Regions from separate parts of the Homo sapiens genome. Here all the other regions are linked to region 4. A link is a loop called in an ENCODE intact Hi-C map of the cell type or tissue named here. Cell type or tissue: PC-3. All regions are shown on one strand.

Region 1 (5,000 bases), 130 kb after region 4:
CTTTCCAGAAAACACTATGTTCTGAAAAGCCATTTTGTGCAACACAATTTCAGGAGGAAACAACTGGTAATGATTATAGAACAGTAGAAGGTGGCATGTAACCTGGAATGAAATTGTAAGTTATGAATTATAAGAATTACAGAATTCCATGGGAAGGGATTGGGCATTAGGGACTGGAAGATCTGAGTTGAAAAACATCAAAATTGGAAGGTTCCTGGAAAGAACACAGTTTTGCCCCTTTCCAAACACATCTCCATTTTACAGATGAGAAGACTGAGGCTCAGAAAGGTGAAGTCACTTGCCTGGGGTCAGAGAGTGAGTGGTAGAGCTATACTAGAATAGGTAACAACTGGCAGAAGCAGCCCAGAAGTGGTTGGTCAAAGTCAAGAAGGACGTGGTAATAGCAACTATTATTACAAAACAATTATTACAAAAACAATTTCCACTGATGGGATGCTTTGCACCAGTCACTGTGTTAGTCATTAGGTATGCATTGTTCTTTTCCTTTTTTTTTTTTTTTTTTTCAGATGGAGTCTCGCTCTGTCACCCAAGCTAGAGTGCAGTGGCACGATCTCAGCTCACTGCAACCTCCACCTCCCGGGTTCAAGCGGTTCTCCTGTCTCAGCCTCCCGAGTAGCTGGGATTACAGGTGTGCACCACCATGCCCAGCTACTTTTTGTATTTTTAGTGGAGACAGGCTTTCACCATGTTGGCCAGGCTGGTCTTGAACTCCTGATCTCAGATGATCCACCGGCCTTGGCCTCCCAAAGTGCTGGGATTACAGGCGTGAGCCACCGCACCCGGTCACATTGTTCTTTTAATATGTGACAGCTCTGTGAGATAAGTTGTAGACAAAGGTAATAAACATTTGTGTTTCTTTTTTTTTTTTTTTTTATTTGGCTATTCAGAATCTGAATCCTCTTTTTATGTTTGAAGAATCTGTTGCTTTTTGAAGTGGTCAGTGACCACCTCTGTCAATGTTGAAAATGCCAGATGAAGAGCAGAAAGGAGTATTCCCAATGATGGCAGGGTCTGGAGCTGGATAATTTAGGGTTTAATCCCAGCTCTGCACATATTGCTGGGTACTTTGGTTAAGTTACCTGGCTCTTCTGTGCCTCTGTTTCCTCATCAGTGAAAATGGGGGTGACATACTGATTTCACAGAGTTCTTGTGGGGATTAAGTGAATTAATATATGCAAATACAACAAAAGTGCCTGGCACGTAGTAAATACTCGGTAAATAATAGCTACCATTATCATTCAATTTCCAGCCCCATTAGCAGCTAGGGCATGGGCCCACGACTTGGGTTCCACCAATGAGACATTCACTTTACATACTGACAAGAAAAAGGAAGAGCTACCAAAAAAATCTTTTCTAGTTAGTATCATGTAGCTGCAACAGCAGTAACTATAACTAGTTCTAGAGACTTCAGTGGCAGCCTTTGGATTGCTGGTGCTTCCAGTAAACTATACAATATCCTTTAACACATTCCTTTAACACATTTCTGTTCTTGAATTATTAGGGAGTGTCAGTTGCTTTTATCTAAGAATGCTGATGCATTAAAGCAGCATTATTGGCCAGGCGCGGTGGCTCACGCCTGTAATCCCAGCACTTTGGGAGGCTGAGGAGGGTGGATCACGAGATCAGCAGATCGAGACCATCCTGGCTAACACGGTGAAACCCTTTCTCTACTAAAAATACAAAAAAATAGCTGGGCGTGGTGGCGGGCACCTGCAGTCCCAGCTACTTGGGAGGCTGAGGCAGGAAAATGGCGTGAACCCAGGAGGCGGAGCTTGCAGTGAGCTGAGATCGCTCCACTGCACTCCAACCTGGGCGACAGAGCGAGATTCCATCTCAACAACAACAACAACAACAACAACAACAAAGCATTATTATTTTCAGCTCTTGGCAATTAAGAAATTTTTTCAAGGTCAGGTAGTTAGTGTGTAGTGAAATCAGAATTCCAAACCAGATTTTTCTCATTCCAAATCCTTGCTGTTAAGCACGATGCTGTTCTGTCACAGAGACTCATGGACTCCTACGTTTATGAACGTTAGGAAGGCATCTAGTCCACCCTTCAGTGCAGAAATCTCTCATACAATACCCTAGCTGGTAGTCATCCTACCTCTGTTTGAACCCTATTCATAACAGGGTAATAGTTACCCTGTACTTGTTACTCTGTGCATGTGTATCTACAAAAAGAAGAGCAGCCAAAATGGTGTCTGATAATTGACAATTATCAGATATCTGACAATTATCAGACACCTTTTTGGCTGCTCTTCTTTTTGTAGATAACATGCACAGACTGGATGGTGGATCAAAAACACAGTTTTTGGTAAACACCGTTGTATTAGTTTTCTAGGACTGCTGTACTGACTTACCACAAACTGGGTGGCTATGACAATGGAAATTTATTATATTACTGTTTAGGAGGCCTGAAGTCCAAAATCAGGGTGTCAGCAGGGTGGCTTCCTCCTGGAGGCTTGAGGGAGAATCTGTTTCACCCCTCTCTCCTAGCTTCTAGTGCCCCCTGGAGTTCCTTGTCTAGCAGCTGCAGCACTTCAATCTTTGCCTCCCTCATCACATGGTCATCTTCTATCGGTGTGTCTTTTCTGTGTCTTTGTGTCAAAATATCCTTCTCCTTTCTCTTGTAGAGCCTACCCCAATTCAGCATGACCTCATCTTAACTTGATTACAATGGCAAAAACCTATTTTCGAATAAGGTCTTATTCACAGGTATGAGCATTAGGACTTGAACATATATTTTGGGTGACATAATTCAACTCACAACAACTGATAAGCAAAATTAAAAGACACACTGGCCGATGTGAGAAAGAGGCATATAGGAAAATGAAAGGGCAAGGGACCGGCAGGCAGATTTGTCTGCTGGAGATGGGTCCTGTTCCTCCCTGATAAACTACAGTAGATCTTGGAAAAGGTTCCAGTACTGGCATACATATAGATTAAAACATTAACATTTACCTCCCTGGAGCCCCGCCTTTCCAAGAAGTAACTACTACTATGGGAATTTTTTCAGCCCTGCTTAAAAAATGATTTTTTCTATTAATGTATAATTTTTTTTAAGAATATGAGTTCATGCTGTGTTATAATTCTTATTTGTATTGTTTTCCATCTGGCTATTTTCTCTTGGATTTGTGTCTTACATCAGCAAATACGTCTACCTTATTCTTAATTGTTCCACCTTTGGTCTGCAGTTAGTATTTCTAGTTTTTCACCATTACAAGTAAACATAAGTTAACAAACTTATGCAAAAAGAAATCTTTGTACACCTATGCAAACATTTTAGAGTTGATCCCAACAAGTACTGTTATTATGTCCAAGGGTATGTATTTAAAAATTGTCTTAGATATTACTGTCTTCTAGAAATTAGTTTGTTAACTCATTCTCTCACAAATAGTACGTGATTGTCTATTTTTGTGTATTCTTGCCCATGCTGATTTTTTTTGCTAATATAGAAAAAATATATATACATATATATATATATATATATATATAGAGAGAGAGAGAGAGAGAGAGAGAGAGAGAGAGAGAGAGAGAAAAGCGTATACATTTTTCACCTCTTTCTTATTTTTTATTTATTTATTTATTTTTTGAGACAGAGTGTCACTCTGTCACCCAGGCTGAAGTGCAGTGGTGCGATCTCGGCTCACTGCAACCTCCGCCTCCCGGGTCCAAGCAATTCTCCTTCTTCAGTCTTCCAAGTAGCTGGGACTACAGACACGTGCCACCACGTCCAACTCATTTTTGTATTTTTAGTAGAGACGGGGTTTCACCATGTTGGCCAGCTTGTCTTGAACTCCTGACCTCAGGTGATCCACCCACCTTGGCCGCCCAAAGTGCTGGGCTTACAGATGTGAGCCACCATGCCTGGCTGCCCTCTTTCTTATTCCTGGTGAGGCTGAGCAACTTAATCTTCATTGGCTATTTGATTTCTTCTGTGAATTTCCTGTTCGTATTTTTAAAAATTTAGTCTATATATTTTAAAATTAATTTGTAGGTGTGATTTATATATTTTGGATATTAATCTTTTGTTTCATACAATCATTGCAAATATTTTCTCCCAGTCTTTCCTGGTGTTTTATAATTACTTTCAGTCTTTTGAGTATAGAACCTTTAAAGCTTTATGTAATCACATCTGTTAATTTTTTTCATGTTTCTGTGTCTTCTACTTTTTTCTGATACTTTTATAGTTTTCATTTTCACATTTAGATGCTTGCATTTAAATGGATTTTATTTTTGTGCATAGTGGGAGAGTTCAGACTTTTTTCCAAAAAGCTAATTTCAACACTATTTATTGACTAGTCTACACAAGAAGTTGGCAAACTGTGGTCCAAAGGCCACATTTTGCTCAGTACCTGTTTTTGTACATAAAGTTTTGTTGGAACACAGCTATTTGTTTAGTATTGCCTATGGCTGTTTTCACACTACAGTAGCAGAGTTGAGTAGTTGCAACAGAGACTTTGTCCCCCAAAGTCTAAAATATTTATAATATTGTCTTGTAAAGAAAAGGTTTTCTGATCCCTGATTCCCCACTGATCTGAAATATCTTCTTATATACACTAAATGTCTGTTTGTATAATGACTGAGTGCTAGTTTGCTACTTACTTATGAATCTATTCCTGAGTCAATACCATGCCATACAGTTGTAGGTTTATAGTGTATTTTGATATCTGTATGACAAACACTCATTTATTTTTCTTTTCCAAAAATTTATTTGCTCTTTTACATAAATCATTTTATGTATAAACTTTAGAAATGTCAAATTTTAAAAAACATGAACAAATAAAAACTCTTGTAATTCTGATAGAAAATTTTAGTGAACTTGTAGATCTGGAGAGGATTGACATATTCACTATATTGAGGCTTCTATTTCAGAAACATGGTATGCCTTGACATTAATATTAGACTCTTCTCCTTCATTGAGGAAAGTTTTATAGTTTTCTTCTATAGGTCTTGCTTAATTTCTTTTCAGATTTGTG
Region 2 (5,000 bases), 310 kb before region 4:
TGTGGGTTAGATGAGCCTTTACCAAACTGTATTTCATGGAACAATGGTCCCAAGAGCTGTTCTGTGAAAAGTAAGTTTCATCATCAAATAATTTTGAGAAATTCTGAATCCTATATACGTGTTGATTCCTATTTCTTTCCTTCCATTCTTTCTTGAGTCCACTCTGATTGGTCCTTAAAGTTGGAGTTTATTTTTATCATTATTGTTATTGTCATGGTAGTAAAGATGGACAAAGGCAGATTCCACAAACATCTCAAAATAAAAGTCAATAGGACTTGGTGATTAATTGCATATAGGCAATGCAGGAGAGGGTCTAAGCAAAGATGTCAAGTATTTCAAACTAGAAAATGAATAGAATAAGCCAGGGAATTATTGATGGACAAAAGAAGTTGAACCAGGTTGGTGGACATGGAGCAGGGGTGCGGAGGGAGAATACCATCCTGCAGGCTAGGTACCTCATGGGTACAGGAAGAGATGCATCTAGGTTACTCACAGCTATGGAAGATTATTGCAAAGGTGTAAGAAAAGGTGAAGGAGATCATCTCAGCAGCAGCAGCAACAGCACAACGTTGGGGTCTATAGAGACCACCTTAGTTTGCCTAAGACTAAGAAATTTCTCAGGACACGAGCCTTTCAGTTCAAAAACTAGGTAAGTTCTGTACCAAAAAAGTTAGTTGTATTATTAGGGGATCAATTTTCCTTATTCTAGAATGGACAGCTGGATTCATAATCAAAGGACAATGTGTTGTTGCCAGCAATTTCTGTTGAGCATTTTATGAACAGAGTTTAGATTAGCCCCTTAACAGATGGCTGGTGTCTCCTGTGCCTAGCACATGTAGAAGCATCTTTAGCCCGTCCAACCCTCTCTGGTCTTCCTGGCTATGGCTGGGTAACATTTGGATCCACCTCTTAATGGAGTATGCCATATGCAGTGGGAAAAACAGAGAGGACTGCTTTCATACCATATTCGTGTGATAGAATGAATAATTCTTTCATGGGTTCCTCCCCGAGTCCATCCAGTTCAGAGGAAAGATGATTAGGACTTTCCTCCAGCTGACTTTAAGGGAGGGTGGGATGTTTAGGTAGAGGAGTATTTACAAAATCAGGGGAAAGAGTTGCATTTGGGCTTAAAAAATTCCTGAATATTCTTTTTTAAAAGAAATGCCTGGTCAAATACCGTAGGGAATTACTGAGGAAGAACTTGAAAGAGGGATGGAGAAGGAAGAGGAAAGATAGAAAAGAAAAGAGACAGTAGGAGAGAAAAAGAGAGGAGAGAGAGAGAGAGAGAGAGAGAGAGGTTTGTCACAACCAGGTTTTCCCACCCCTACCTAGGGCATTAGAACCTTCCACTATTGCAGCTAAGAGAATAGAGCATGTGAACAGCTTGTACATTTACTTAAACACCAATGGTTTCAGCTTCTCATACTGCACTCTACTCAAAGGTACAGTAGATTCAGGGACCTGTCACTTAAGACAACTCTTTACCTTCCAACCAACCAAAGTGCATTTTACAATGTCAATGCCATTTCACAGAGAGGGGCATTCATCAGGGGTGTCTGAAGTCCAGGCCAGCCTGAGAAGGAGGTGCCAAGGCTTGGGAGTTGAGGGACCCAGGTCCTAGCTTTCTCTCCACTGGGCTCCATTGTGTGATCATGGGCAACTGGCTAAACATCTCTGGACTTTGTTCTTCCAACCTTTAAAAGGAAGCAAGGACCCACTCTTTTTGTTGAAAGAAGCTGGAGAGAGTAACTGCTGAGCCCAGGGAGAGGAGGGCAGATGCAGGGCCATTGTAGCCTGCTCTCACGAATATAAACACTCTAGAGTTTGGTCAACCCCAAAGGCCCTTTCTTCCTTATTGGTTACTCAGGATTTCCAATCACCTGGGGCTCTCAAAAGTCAACAGGGGCCACTCAGCTAACCTCAGGGGTTTGATATAACCGGCAGGTGAAAGAGGCCAAAAAGACCTCCCCAGACTTCAGCGAGTTGTCAGCCCTTAAGCCCTTGAGCCTGCAGCAGGGGATGAAATATCCTTTGGTTTTCAAATCCCATTGACCCAGGGCTTATCCACGAAGGCAGGCTGGAACCTGGAGCATAGGGCGAAGGCAGATGTGGCAGGTTGGCTCTAGGCAGAATCACTTGGTAGACCCGTCCTCGGCACCTGATTCTACATCTGGAAAAGTGAGTGATAACTGTTGGAGTAATAGTCCTCAGGAGTGCCTGTTAAAAGGGATCAAAGCTTTGTGCTAAAGGGGATCCTAGGAAGTATAAGAGAAATAGCTGAGAGCAGCCAAAAGGTACAGGATGTGGAATAGGGGCACGGAGGCAGCGCTGGTAACCAGCCCTGCACACACTCATTAAGGCCCAACCATGAGCTGTGACCAGAGAGTTGGGATATGCATTTGGAAGTTGAAGTCCAAGTTTACATCTTTCATTGTGAGTCCTCAGTGGACCCATCTACCTGTTGATGGTGAACAGGTCCAAGACTGTAATGAGGTGTAAGTACCATTAGGTGGCGATACATGAATGCCTTTCCCATCTGGTTCCAAAAGAAGAGCACTATGGGTTTGTCTCCCAGCTCAGGCTTATAAGCAGCACATCCATGTTCCCTGCATCTGTAGATCAGCTTTAGCACCCACAGTGCCAGCTGCAAGTGGGGGTAGTGTGTGTGCGTTTTGAGCGCGTGCATGCACATATGCCAATTGTTGTGTATTTTCACCTCAATGTCGGTGACCAGCAAATGAGGCATCAGTGACACCCTGGCAGCAACTGACTACTTGGGCCACACTCTGAAAATGGATTGCCTCTGTTTTCTCTGCTTGATCTTCACTGGGGGAAAAGAGTTAAATTCGATTTCCAGGAGCTCTCCATGAGAGCCAACTTCAGCACAAGTTCCCATTTCCAGAGAGGCTGCCGAGTCTCTCATTTGTAAAGGCCTCCTCCCTTTGCCCTGAGCGGACTAGCCTTCCCCTACTTCTGCCTCTTTGCCTCTGTGTCACAGTTTTGTGGTCGATGACACCCTCTCCTTATCCTGCACCTCCTCCTGGTCTTGCCGACATGGCTCAATACTTTGTGCCTAAATACAGGACTTGTACCAGTCTCCTATGTCCCCGTGGAGGGCCCAGTGACAAAGGAAAAAAACCAGCCTTTCTCTGCTCATCTGGGTGCATAGGGCTCACCCTGAGGGAAGCTGGAAGTGGCAGCAAATTTTTGTTTATAAATAAAAACAAAGACAACTTGTCGTTCCAAAGGAAAATGCCCCCTGGTGAAAGAAACACTTAAAACCACTGAAGAATTAGTTTCGTTTTGTCCTTGGTGGCCACCCTGTCAGCAGGTTTCCTTGATCTTATGTTGGTGACAGAGTCTCAAACTGAATGCCAAGGGAAGGATTCCACACATATTCCTTGGATTTGTAGCTGAGGTACAGCCCTGGGCCTGGGGACATGGAGAAGACCCAGCCTGCAAAACTCAATCATGGCTCTGCAGATTTTACCCAGTTTGGAGATCTACTAGCTACCACACTCGACACACACACACACACACACACACACACACACACACACTATGATGGATGTCATTCTTGTCTGCAACATGCTCTAGTGACTGGGCCCAAGTCAGGCACAGCTTCTTGTGTGAACTGAAACACCATTCTTTTCTTCCCTGTGTGAAAAAACAGAATACAAGGGTGAGTGATCTTATGAAAACACTACTGAATCTGTTCCATTTTACATATTCACAAAATTGAGGCCACTTAATGTAATAGATAAAAGTAATACAGAGACAACTACAATAGGAAACAAAAGGTGAGAAATGACAGAAGAAACAACACTCAGTGAATACTGGGACTCAAGAGCAGGAGCAATGGCAGCCACTTTGGAGTAGGAAGGTGAGCACTAGGAAGGGCCCCCCACCCCCTGCAATAAGCTTTGATGGACGGATGGAATTTTTTTCAAGGTATTCTTTTTTAAAAAACATCTTTATTGAGATATACTTCAAATACTATAAAATTCACTCATTTAAAGCATACAATGCAGTGGTTTTTAGTATATTCACAGAGGTACACAACCATTGTCACAATCTAAGTTTAGAACATTTTTGTCGCCTCTAACAGAAACATGCAGTCATGAGCAGTCAGCCCCATTCACCCCTCACTCCCCAGCCCTAGGCAACCACTAGTCTACTTTCTGTCTCTATAGATGTGCCTATTCTAGGTATTTTATATTAATGGAATTATAGTTTTTTGTGGCTGTCTTCTTCAACTTAGCATAATGTTTTCAAGGTTTGTCCATGTTGTAAAAGGTGTCGGTACTTCATTTCTTTTCATGGCCGAAAAATATTCCATTGTATAGATATTCCCCATGTTTGTTTATTCATTCATCTATTAATGAACATTTGGGTTGTTTCCACTTTTTGCCTATTATGAGAAATGGTGCAGTTCTTTCATCTGCATGTTTTTATGTGGACATGTTTTCATTTCTCTTGGGTGTATACCTAGGAGTGGAATTGCTAGGTCATATATTATCCCTATGTCTAACTTTTTGAGGAATTGCCAAACTGTTTTTCAAAGTGGCTGCACCTTACCGCATTCCCACCAGCAATAAATAAGGGTTTCAATTTATCAGTGTCCTTGTTATAGTCTGTCTTTTTGATGATAGACATCCTGGAGGGTGTGAAGTGGTATCTCGTTGTGGTTTTGATTTGCATTTCCCTGATGACTAATGATGTTGAGCATCTTTTCATGTGCTTATTAGCTATTTGTATTTTTTTTTTTTGGTGTTGGGGGACATATGTCTATTCAAATCCTGGGCCCAGGTCAGGCACAGATGCTTTTTAATTCGGTTGTCTTTTTATTTTTGAGTGGATGGCTGAGTTTTTGAGAGGTGTAGGAGTGTAGGAGCAAAAGCTTAGATGTGGAAAAGGTAGGCACTTGTAAGGAGTAAGAAGTAAAACAGATTGGCTTCAGAGTGTAGCATTTTCATGAGAGATGTGACTCTGCATTTAAC
Region 3 (5,000 bases), 550 kb after region 4:
TCTCTAAGGTCTCTTTCAGTACCAGGTTTACAGTTTCTTGAAGAGTATTGGCAGCGAGTACAGGATTACTCTCCTCATGCCAGTTAACATTGATAAAATAATCTTACAATATCTGATTTAGTTTATGCATTCTTGTGCTTCACAGGGTCCATTTCCCCCAGCCTTGGGAAGACTAGAAAAAAGATGTAGAATAAAATCAGGATGTACATAACTTTTGGGAGTTATGGGGAAAGAGGTGCGATGAAATAAGGGTGTATGTGTTTATGGAAGTTTAATATATCGGAAATAATTAAGAAAAAATAACTCAACTCTTATGATTTTCATTTTCAGGTTTGGGAAGATCTCTGCAAAGCCTTCAGTAGGTTCTCTGAACCCTGGTTAGCAGGACTAAGGGAGAAATATGAGTTTGCTTAGGATCCATGGTGTGCCAGGAGTGCATAAGCTCCATAATATGGGCAGGGATGTTTGTCTTGTTCACTCCTGTATCCCCAGCACTGAGAAAAATAATGACATAAATAGGTGTTCAACAGATATCTACAGAACAAGCACATGAATTATAGAAAGAAAATGAATCATGCCTGGGTTCTTCCATCATGGCAATTTCCAATCCTCTTCTTATAAGCCAAAGTTCTTTTTCTTATGAATGCCTCCAGGGTTTCCCTATTCATCCTTTCACCAACACACACAAAGCACTTAATCCGTGCTTAATCCTAGTACAGGTCCTTAGTGACACATACGCTAATCTGCTTTTCGCCACCTAGTGCCAGATTTGTAAATTGACTCCTCCTGAACCTTCCTTTCCAGAGAAATGGAAGGTTTCCCCTCTTCACTCTGTGGAGTTAGGGACCTGGGAAAACATCTTTTCCTATCCTCTTCTTTTGAGGGAAAACAATTATTAATGCATCACAAAAGAAAAGTATATATTCTCACCTCAGATATGTTATCAAAGGAAATGATAAGTTGTTTTCATAGTGTTGAGCTTTATATATAAGGTAGATTTGGGGACCAGACAAGCTGGTATGAATCCCACTGCTGCCCACGGTAGGTATGAGAATTGGCAGGTTACTTTTATATTCTTAGTTTCAGTTCTTTCCCCCCTAATATGGATGAAAATAATAGTAATGCCTCTCAAGGCAATGTGTAAAACATACCCATGGTAAATATTCATTCATTTATTTATTTAACAAATATTTAGCAAATGCCTTAGATGTCCCAAGCATTATTCTGTTATAGCCTCTTGGATACAGCAATTAACAATGCAGATGACAAATCTCTGTCCTTATTTTGCTTATCAATTAGTGTTAAATAAAGATTAGCCATTATTATTGATATATTATACTAAACCTGAATACTCTAGAACTTTTCATCTAGACTAAGTCTTTTCTTCCCCTGTAATTGATGTCAGTGAGTCATTTGTATTTACTGCACAACTGCAGAGTACAGAGCCCTGGATTGAGTCTATATGGAGGGGGAAGAGGAAGGAGGATAGACTGAAGACGTGGCCTCTGCCTTCAGGAGTTTATAGTGCACACGCAAAGACTAGCAAGGATGAAAGGACTTTTGAATTTAAGAAACATGCATAAATTAAACATACCGCTCTTTTTGGCTTGTCCTCTGAGTAATAAGAACACGAGTGGATTTTCATCACTGTCTGTTGTAATCTTTCCAGAAAAACCACTGAACCATTCTGAAGGCTTCAGGAAGAGAAAACTAATGGCTTTATCTGAACTCCTTGGGAAAGAATGGGGTTTAGTAAGTAAATGGATGCATGTTTCTTAAACTGGCAAGAATCCTCATCAAGTGTCCTGACAAGGCAACAAGCAGATGAATGTCAATGTTATGTATCTGACACATTACCCACACACGTAACTCTGTGATTTTATAGAATTTTAGCCTCTGAAGGAGATTTTAATTATCCTCTTACTCAAATCTTTACCTTTACAGAGAAGGAAATACATGCAGAGGGGAAGAGTGATTTCACCCGAGGTGGTGCGGCTAGCATGTGGACTGCCTGGACCAATGCCTCAGTATCCCCATCGCCAGCACAGTGTTTTTTCTAGAACCTCTTGAAGCCTAAAGCCTCAGTATCCCCATTCTTAGTCCAGAGTTCTTTTTAGAACCTCTTGAAGCCTCCTTCTGTCTGACTTGGAGTGAAAACCCTTAGAGCTCAATGGCCTTTTTAACCAAATTGCTTGCTCTGAGCTCAGGCTAGTGGCATGTTGTGAGGGAATCTGAGTAGGAGCTTGTTGATAAACAGGTCCTGGCAGTGAGATTAGACACATTTCTAGTTATGGAAAAAGAAAGGGGGCTTTGCAGGTGCTTTTCCTCATACTGTTCTCTTCTCAAGGAGTTCAGATAAAGCTGCGAGTTTTCTTCTCCCAGACCCCTCAAAATGGTTCCACAGTTTTTTTCTGGACAGACTTGAATTAACAGTCTAATCTCACTAGTACTGAGAGAGAGCTGAGAACAAGCAAGAAAGGGTGGTGTGTTGAATGCATCCATGTTTCTTAAATTCAAGAGTCCTTTTGATCCTTGCAAAAGACCTCTGTCACTGTGGAGGAGACAGTACTCCAAGTTCCCCCAGTCTTGACTAAACCCCGTCTTCAATGCCTTTTGCTTCTGAAAGGATCTAGATTCGCTTGGGAAAGGGGGAGAGATTTTAAAAGGAGGTGACACCTAGTGGTCACTGTGACAAACAGCAGCCTACAGCGAAGAAGGCCGGTTGCTAAGGGTAGCAGCTGCAGCCATTTGTCTCCACTCTGACTAAATGGCCGGAAGAATCATAGAATGTTTATATTGGGAGCAACCTCCAGAGATTTTCTGTCAAGACATCTGCCTCCAGCCAGCACGAATAATATGTCTTATGCTTATGGTGTTGTATAAAACACTTTTACAAATATTATCACGTTTAATTCTCACATCGGCCCTGTGAATTTTGTAACATCATTATCTCTTTTTTAAAGACGAGATGATCAGTCATAATTTAGGCTTCTTGAGCAAAATCACTCAGCTAGTGAGCCATGAAGTAGGAGCTAGGAGTCAGGCCCTCAGCCCTTACCTTCCCACTTGCGATCAACTGTTTACTGACTCTAGGAAAAGACATGGAAGTGTTGAGTGAAACCCCGTCTCTACTAAAAAAATAATAATAAAAAAATAGCCGGGCGTGGTGGCGGGCGCCTGTAGTTCCAGCTACTCGGGAGGCTGAGGCGGGAGAATGGCGTGGACCCGGGAGGCGGAGCTTGCAGTGAGCCGAGATGGCGCCACTGCACTCCAGTCTGGGCGACAGAAAGAGACTCCATCTCAAAAAAAAAAAGAAAAAAAAGAAAAAAGAGACTGGTTTTTCACCAGGCTCAAACCCCAGCCCTTGCACAAAAATTGGCTTAGTGTTTGGAGCCAATTTTACATAAGTATTTTTGAGTCAGGAGAGAGTTTCTTCCACCTGCAAATTCATCTCTAAATTCCCTCTCCGTACATGAGAATAACAAATCTTCTCGGTGGGAAGAAAAGAAGTCGGCTTGATATGGACTGGCTGCAGAGAGGAGGGGGTTGCTGGGTCCCTGTGGCAGTGAACGATGGGGCCATCCAGGAATACGGAAGAGGCTGCTGGTTGTGTCAGAAGAGTCCTTGTAAGAGGAAATTAAGCCGGATATAACCTGATATGAAATCGCTGGGTACATCTCAGGTTCCTGGCTTAAATATTCAATAGTCTTCAGGGAGAAAATGAATTAATGAATAGGGTCATCTGACAGTAGAATTTTTTAAAAAGTGTTTGAAAAGTAAAAACGCGTTCTACCCCATCCACTCCCTCAGCCACACCCTCTCTACAGAGGCTCCAATTTCTCACAGAATTTCTCAGGTATTGCCTCACCTACTCCTACCCTAGCCCAAGCTGCCTGTCATCCCTCCCTGCTACATCTCTTGGTACTTGGACGTTCAAGTACAGCAGCCTTTAGCCGCTTACACAATCACAGGACATCCTCTGAAAGAGAAGCAATCTTCTGTGGTTTGGTTGTTTTAGAAAGAAGGCATTGTTGATGGAGGTCTTGACTTGTGGGCTGACATAGCAAGCGAAGGATGGGTTTGCTTTTTCTGGATGTTACTTGTTTAAAAAATATATTTATAAGAGAAAGCCCTCTCTATTTTCCTAAGGGATAGGGCTGGACAGGAAGTTTTCAGAGATTCAAGCCAGATGGGGGTGCAAACCTCTCAGGACCAACACAGCATCTTTCCTGAGCTCTCTACTGTGGATGTGCTGAGGTCCTCCACATGAAAGTTAGGAAGGGATATTTCTCCTTTCAGCAAGAGGCTGCTAGTTGTGCCAGATGAGTCCTTAGGAGGAAATCAAGCCAGATGTAACCTCCACAAGGTATTTTCTCTTATCATTCCCTAACAAGAAAAAAGAAATCCAAGAGACAGAACTAGACTGTATGGTAGTTTCTGTCAGTATTGAGGTTATGAGGTACACCAACTACAACATGCAGTATATTCTCAACCTCATTTTCCTATGCCCCAGCCTGCTTATAACACCATGGGGCAGGCAGACAACCACTATGATGCCCAACCCTAACCCAGAGCCTATGTGCAAAGGTTCACGTAGGATGCCTGGTGCCTTTTTCATAGGGGAATTTCAATCAATTCCCTGCACTCCTCAATTCCCAGTTACTTCCTTTTCTTCTTAGAATTCAGGAAGTATAAGTCTCCACTGGCACAAGTCTCCACTGTCTAATTAGACTGACTGATGTGAGAGATCGAATGGGTTAATGGAAGGCCAACATATATCTTAACACCTTTATTTGTGCTGGCCTTACCTGTTCATTAGTCTTAAGTACCCTAGAGTAATTACAGAGTCCCCTCGTCTGCCAGGTCTCTCTATTGCACGTAGGCAAGAGGTGTTCAGAGCTGGTTCACAGACAGTGATGTTGGTAGGCTGACTAGTCCCTTAGATTTTGAGACTCCCAGCTCAGGTGTCTGATGCTTTACTAATAATAACATCAAGGGAA
Region 4 (5,000 bases):
GAGCAGCACAGGCAAACCTGCAGAGAGGGTCTGAAGCCACCCAGTCCCTTCCTTACTCAGGGTGGGGTGGAGTGGAGCTGTGGAAAGACCCTCTGTCCTGCTCAGGGACCTCAGCTGCTCCTCAGCTTTCACAGTGATAACCCATTCTCCCTGGCGCCTTGGTGCAGCAGAGGAGGCAAGCACTATATAAATGCTAAACAGATGAGGCCGTGCTTGTCCCAGGAATAAATACACCATCCACTCCTGCTGTCAGTTCCGTACCTTTCATGAACACAGACACATCTCCCAGGAAGGGGAAAATGGTGGTGTCACTTCTCTATTTATTTTTGTGATTTTATCTCAATCATAGCAGCAGAATGTTGCTGCTTGTTCTATAGCGGAATGTTCTATTTTTTGTTGGTTTTTTCTTTTTTTTTGGTGTTATTGATTTATTTTTTTTTTTCAGAAGGACTTTATGGTTTGTTATTTTAATTTCCTGAATTCACATTCAGAAAATGGGATGTTTTCTTCTGATTGCCCCTCCAAAATAACAACAATAATAACCATCATTTGTATAGTGCCCTCACAGGCATTATCTCATAAAAATTTATTAGACCTGGACTCAGATGAAATGGATTCCTGTCTTGATTTCACCGTCTACTTGCTGTGTGACCTTGAATACATGACTTGGCCTCTCTGAGTCCTAGTTGATTCATTTGTATAATGAGCATCGTGAGAGACCTGTTTTTCCTAGCACAAATGCTTGTGCGAGGAGTAAATGGGATAATTTATATGAAAACTTGAGATAGGTATTGATTTTTAGATGAGAAATTTGAGGCACAGAGAAGCTAAGTGGCTTACACCAAGTGCTGTAGCTTATAAGCAGCCCAGGCTACATATAAACACAGGTCTTCTGATAACAAGTGATCTATCCATGAACCTGCAGCTTTGAGTGATGACTGAGACTTGGAGATGGACATGGAAGCCAATATTACAAAATGGAATCACAGTTAGCATTTATTAACACTACATGTCAGCCACTCTTCAAAGAATTTTTCTGAATGAATTCATCTAGTCATAATAACCCTATAAAGCTATCTCATGTTCATTTTACAGAGATTAAGTCATTTCCCCAAGATCACAGGAGCAGTAAGTGGAGTCATCTAAATTTGCACACAGACTGACTGCAGGACCTGTGTCATTAACCACTACCTTATCCTGCTTCTCTCAGATCACTCCTGTTCCATGCTACTGCAGGTCAGAGCGGATCATTTTCCAAATCAGCTCCAGGGGAGGTTGGGACTCACCTGGCCTCTAGGAACCTTTAAAAGAAGGAAGAGACTGGGGTGCAGGAGTATTGGGTCATTTCTCTGTGGAAACTCACTTCAAGGTCTGTCCTGGGGCTTAACTCTCTAGGTCTGTGATTCTCACACTTGCCCACATCAGAATCTCTTGGAGGGCTTGTTACAAGGCAGATGACTGGGCTCCATCCCTGGAACTTCCATTCTTTCAACCTGGGGTGGGACCTGAGAGTATGCATTTCTAACAAATTCTTAGGTGACGTGGATGCTGCTACCCAGGGACGGCATTCTGGCAAACAGTACCCAAAATGACAAACCATGGGACGACATCTGGGTCCCAGGTTCTGTATAAGAAAGAACTCGATCTGGACCCTAGAAAAGCCAAAAGCCCATTCGCGGGGTCTCTGTGAAAATGTTTAGCGCTCAAAAGAGCTGGGGGTGTCCTCCCCGGGCCACAGCTCCTCCGCAAGGGCGCTCACTGGGGCTGGCCGTGAACTGCGGGCTGAGGGCAATGGGCTCTGCATTATGGATGGATGAGCTCCGAAGCCCCCGCTGCAGATAAAGTAAACACACAGCCGCTGCAGCCGCGGGAAAGCCCGGGACCCAGCCACCCAGCCACCCAGCCCTCCCAGACAGAACTTTTCCTTCAGCTGTTGTTGTTTTCCTCTGCTGCTGCCTTCTCATCGCCTTGTACTGACAATAGTCGTAAATAACCGCAGTGCTGTAGAGAAATCATTTTAACAGGAGAGAGTCAAATAAATACATTAGACCTGACAGCTTAACTACGCGGAGTCCATTTGTATGTGGTGGCCGGCAGCTTCCCGAGGCTGACGGGGAACACAGAAGCCACAAGAGGGAGCGCCGAGCTCGCTGTGAGTCAGGCCGACGGCGGGCGGCCTCCCGAGCCCACCCCAAGCCCTGGAGTGGAGGCTTCCGCCTATGCTGAAACAAAGCTTTCAGGCTCCGACTTGCGTGGAAAAATAATGCCAACTCCTGCCTCCGTTCCCCAAGCCTCCAGAGTAATGATTTGGGGTTTAACTCGGCTGGGGGTTTAGGGTTACAGCTGGGGTTGAAGTGGTAGGACCAGTCTCCTGGCCCTGTGTCCCCCCCAACGAGGAGTGGAAGAGTCACCAGTCACAGCAGAAGCACCAGATGTTCATGCGTGTGCCACCCACATGTTCCTTTTCTGGCCCTGGTTTCCAGCAATGGTAGTTTCTGCCTAGCTCAGCTGATCCGGCAGATCGTGGAGCTTCTAAGCTCGATTCTCTGATTCCCAGGAGTATTTATCTGCCTCTTTTCCTCCCTGTGGGTGAGAGCCAAGGTGTCCTGATTCTCAGGCTGCTCACTCTTTCAGGAAGTGCTGAGGCTCGGTCACCAGGAAGGGCATGATAGACTCAGGGTACCAACTTCCTCTGGGCAAGCAAGCATCCATGGAGTGGATTCACAGAGTCTCGTGGGCTGGCTGTGCTCGGCCTGAAGCCCTCTGCTTCCTCCTTGTCAGGGCTCAGCAGCCTGTGAACTAGAGGGCTTCTTTTGTGACTGAACTGCACACCAGCGAGTGGGAGAGGAGCTCTCGGTGCAGAGTTGCCTATCTTGGGTTCAAACCTGCTGGCACCCAAACATCTGGAGGTCAGGGATGGGGAGGGCAGTGGGAGAGGCAGTCTTTGCATCCTCCGAGTTCTCACAGAGCTGGGTCTTCAGAAGGGGACAGAGAAACATAACCAAATGCTCTGCTGGCTAGTTGGTGGAGGTTTGATTTGTCTTTGCCGTCTTGCTAGGTCCCAGACTTCAAACTCCTTGTCAGCATGGACTGGATCTTAGTTGCTATTAAAAACCTAGAACCTAGCCGAATACTCACTACGTGGCAGTCTTTTTGTCAGTGCTTGATTATAGGGGACACATTTTAGAAATACTTACTAGTTGTCTTTGAGTCTGTGGTCATGAGGAGAATATTTCATATTCTCTAAAGGAAGTGTAGATATGACAGGTCAGATATAAAGAAACACTTGCTGACAATAAAATTATTAGATGCTATGGTAAATTCCGAAGTAGATTGTTGTCCGTATCTTGGGGACAGATTGGATCAGACCATGTCATTGTCTCCTTGAAGCTGGTAATATTTCCCTGTGGCTTTGAATGGAGCTCATGGTGGAGTGGGCTCCTATAGAACTGTCTGCTCAGCACTATCTTTTTTTTTTTTTAATTTGAGGATTTGACCCTCTGTCTATCCATAGGCTGCAGAATAGTAGCTGCATGAAGACATCCCTCCCCCAGTGCCCAGTTTTCTTATATTGGTTGAGGACTTGGCAAAGGACCCATGCTGGTTTGAACATTGTAATGCCCCATGTCCATAGCAGATTGTTCCATAGATACCTGACATAACCTAAGTTGAGTTAAATTCTTCCCTGGGAATTTTGGCACTGAAATGGGTAAAAAGAAGTCACTTTCTCTTTGCATTCCTTGAATGTAAGACTGAAAGCCAGGGTGCGTTGGCAGCCATGTTTCTCATTTTGTGGACAAGAAAAGTAAATGAGAAAGCATTTAAACAACACACGTACATATCATGCAGAGAAAAAGACAGGCAGAGAGAGAGAGAGAGAGGAGCAGAAATTTGTGATATCTAGATGACTGGATTACTGACAATATGCAAGTCTCTGCTTCCAGTTTTTTCCTTTTTTTTTTTTGAGACGGAGTCCCGCTCTGTCGCCCGGGCTGGAGTGCAGTGGTGCTACCTCTGCTCACTACAAGCTCTGCCTCCTGGGTTCACACCATTCTCCTGCCTCAGCCTCCCAAGTAGCTGGGACTACCGGCGCCCGCCACCATGCCCAACTAATTTTTTTTTTTTTTTTTTGCATTTTTAGTAGAGACAGGGTTTCACCATGTTGGCCAGGATGGTCTCGATCTCCTGACCTTGTGATCCACCCGCCTCAGCCTCCCAAAGTGCTGGGATTACAGGCGTGAGCCACCATGCCCGGCCTGCTTCCAGTTGTTTCTGAAGCCTAACTGTATCCTTCTTCCTGAGTCCTGTGAGACATCTTAGCACTTCTATAATAGTTTTTCTTAACAATGAGAACAACTCTCCCTGTCCCAAACCTGAGCTCCAGCCTGGGTATTGTTACTTGCAATTAAAAGGACTCGGCTAACTGTAGCATATAAAGCAATTGACAGTAAGATCAACTGTTGTAAAACAGTTGTAAAACCAACTTTTACAACTCTTATTTTCAATATTCTTCAACAGAATTTATCATCGCTCAAAACAGGCTGAGCAATTTTCTGCTTTTGTACTACGTGTATGTCTTCTCTGCCCAGAATTCTACAGAATTTCTTTATCTCCTTCAGCCTTTTATAAGATGTCCCCTGTCCTCTGAAGCTGCCCCAGACACTCAGAACAGATGCATTTGTTCCCTTAGCACTTCGCTCAGTCCTTGTAGAACATGTTCTTCTGTACTGGGATGGCAGAATTGTCTTCAGCACACGATTAGGATCTTGTCAAGAGTGGGAGCCATGCCCTTGTCATCCTTGCTTCCGTAATGCCTGACACATTCTAAACACAGAGGAGAGTTTGTGCAATGAGTATGAGGCTTATGTCCAAAAGCAGGGAAAGGTCCTTGTGGCCAGTAATTCCCAAAGGGTTGGATGGTAATGTGGAGGTAGGGAGGGAGGATGTATCGCAGAAACAAAGTGAACACAGCCTAGTCAATATCTCCATCTGTTTTCCTT

Evidence for each region. A loop is a pair of places that touch in the nucleus more often than their neighbours do. Peaks named below come from ENCODE experiments on the same cell type or tissue, not always from the same donor. Only the 100,000 strongest peaks of a DNase experiment are listed, where the experiment ranks them.
Region 1: a loop joins it to region 4, with 9 times the contacts of the local background. A loop is called at or near these places in 10 of 110 quality-filtered maps.
Region 2: it touches region 4 in a loop (4-fold over the local background); 11 of 110 quality-filtered maps call a loop at or near these places.
Region 3: it touches region 4 in a loop (15-fold over the local background); 61 of 110 quality-filtered maps call a loop at or near these places.

The regions. Positions count from the first base shown.
Region 1 is chr1:209,074,419-209,079,418 of GRCh38, reverse strand. The region is part of intron 1 of LOC107985255 (a long non-coding RNA gene); the gene reads left to right. Among named protein-coding and RNA genes, the nearest start is that of LINC01774, 100 kb to the right of the region's middle. In PC-3, CTCF peaks have their summits at 2,330 and 2,532 (motif pointing left); DNase peaks (open chromatin) are centred at 2,528 and 4,638; H3K27ac peaks cover 1,088 bases.
Region 2 is chr1:209,511,015-209,516,014 of GRCh38, reverse strand. No RefSeq gene overlaps it. Among named protein-coding and RNA genes, the nearest start is that of CAMK1G, 70 kb to the left of the region's middle. In PC-3, a CTCF peak has its summit at 2,494 (motif pointing right); a DNase peak (open chromatin) is centred at 2,514.
Region 3 is chr1:208,650,173-208,655,172 of GRCh38, reverse strand. No RefSeq gene overlaps it. Among named protein-coding and RNA genes, the nearest start is that of LINC02769, 14 kb to the right of the region's middle. RefSeq lists a silencer at 2,628-2,814. In PC-3, CTCF peaks have their summits at 537, 751 (motif pointing left), 2,475 and 2,679 (motif pointing left); DNase peaks (open chromatin) are centred at 752 and 2,682.
Region 4 is chr1:209,204,974-209,209,973 of GRCh38, reverse strand. No RefSeq gene overlaps it. Among named protein-coding and RNA genes, the nearest start is that of LINC01696, 120 kb to the left of the region's middle. RefSeq lists an enhancer at 2,025-2,084. In PC-3, a CTCF peak has its summit at 2,128 (motif pointing right); DNase peaks (open chromatin) are centred at 1,143 and 2,123; H3K4me3 peaks cover 1,447 bases; H3K27ac peaks cover 1,625 bases.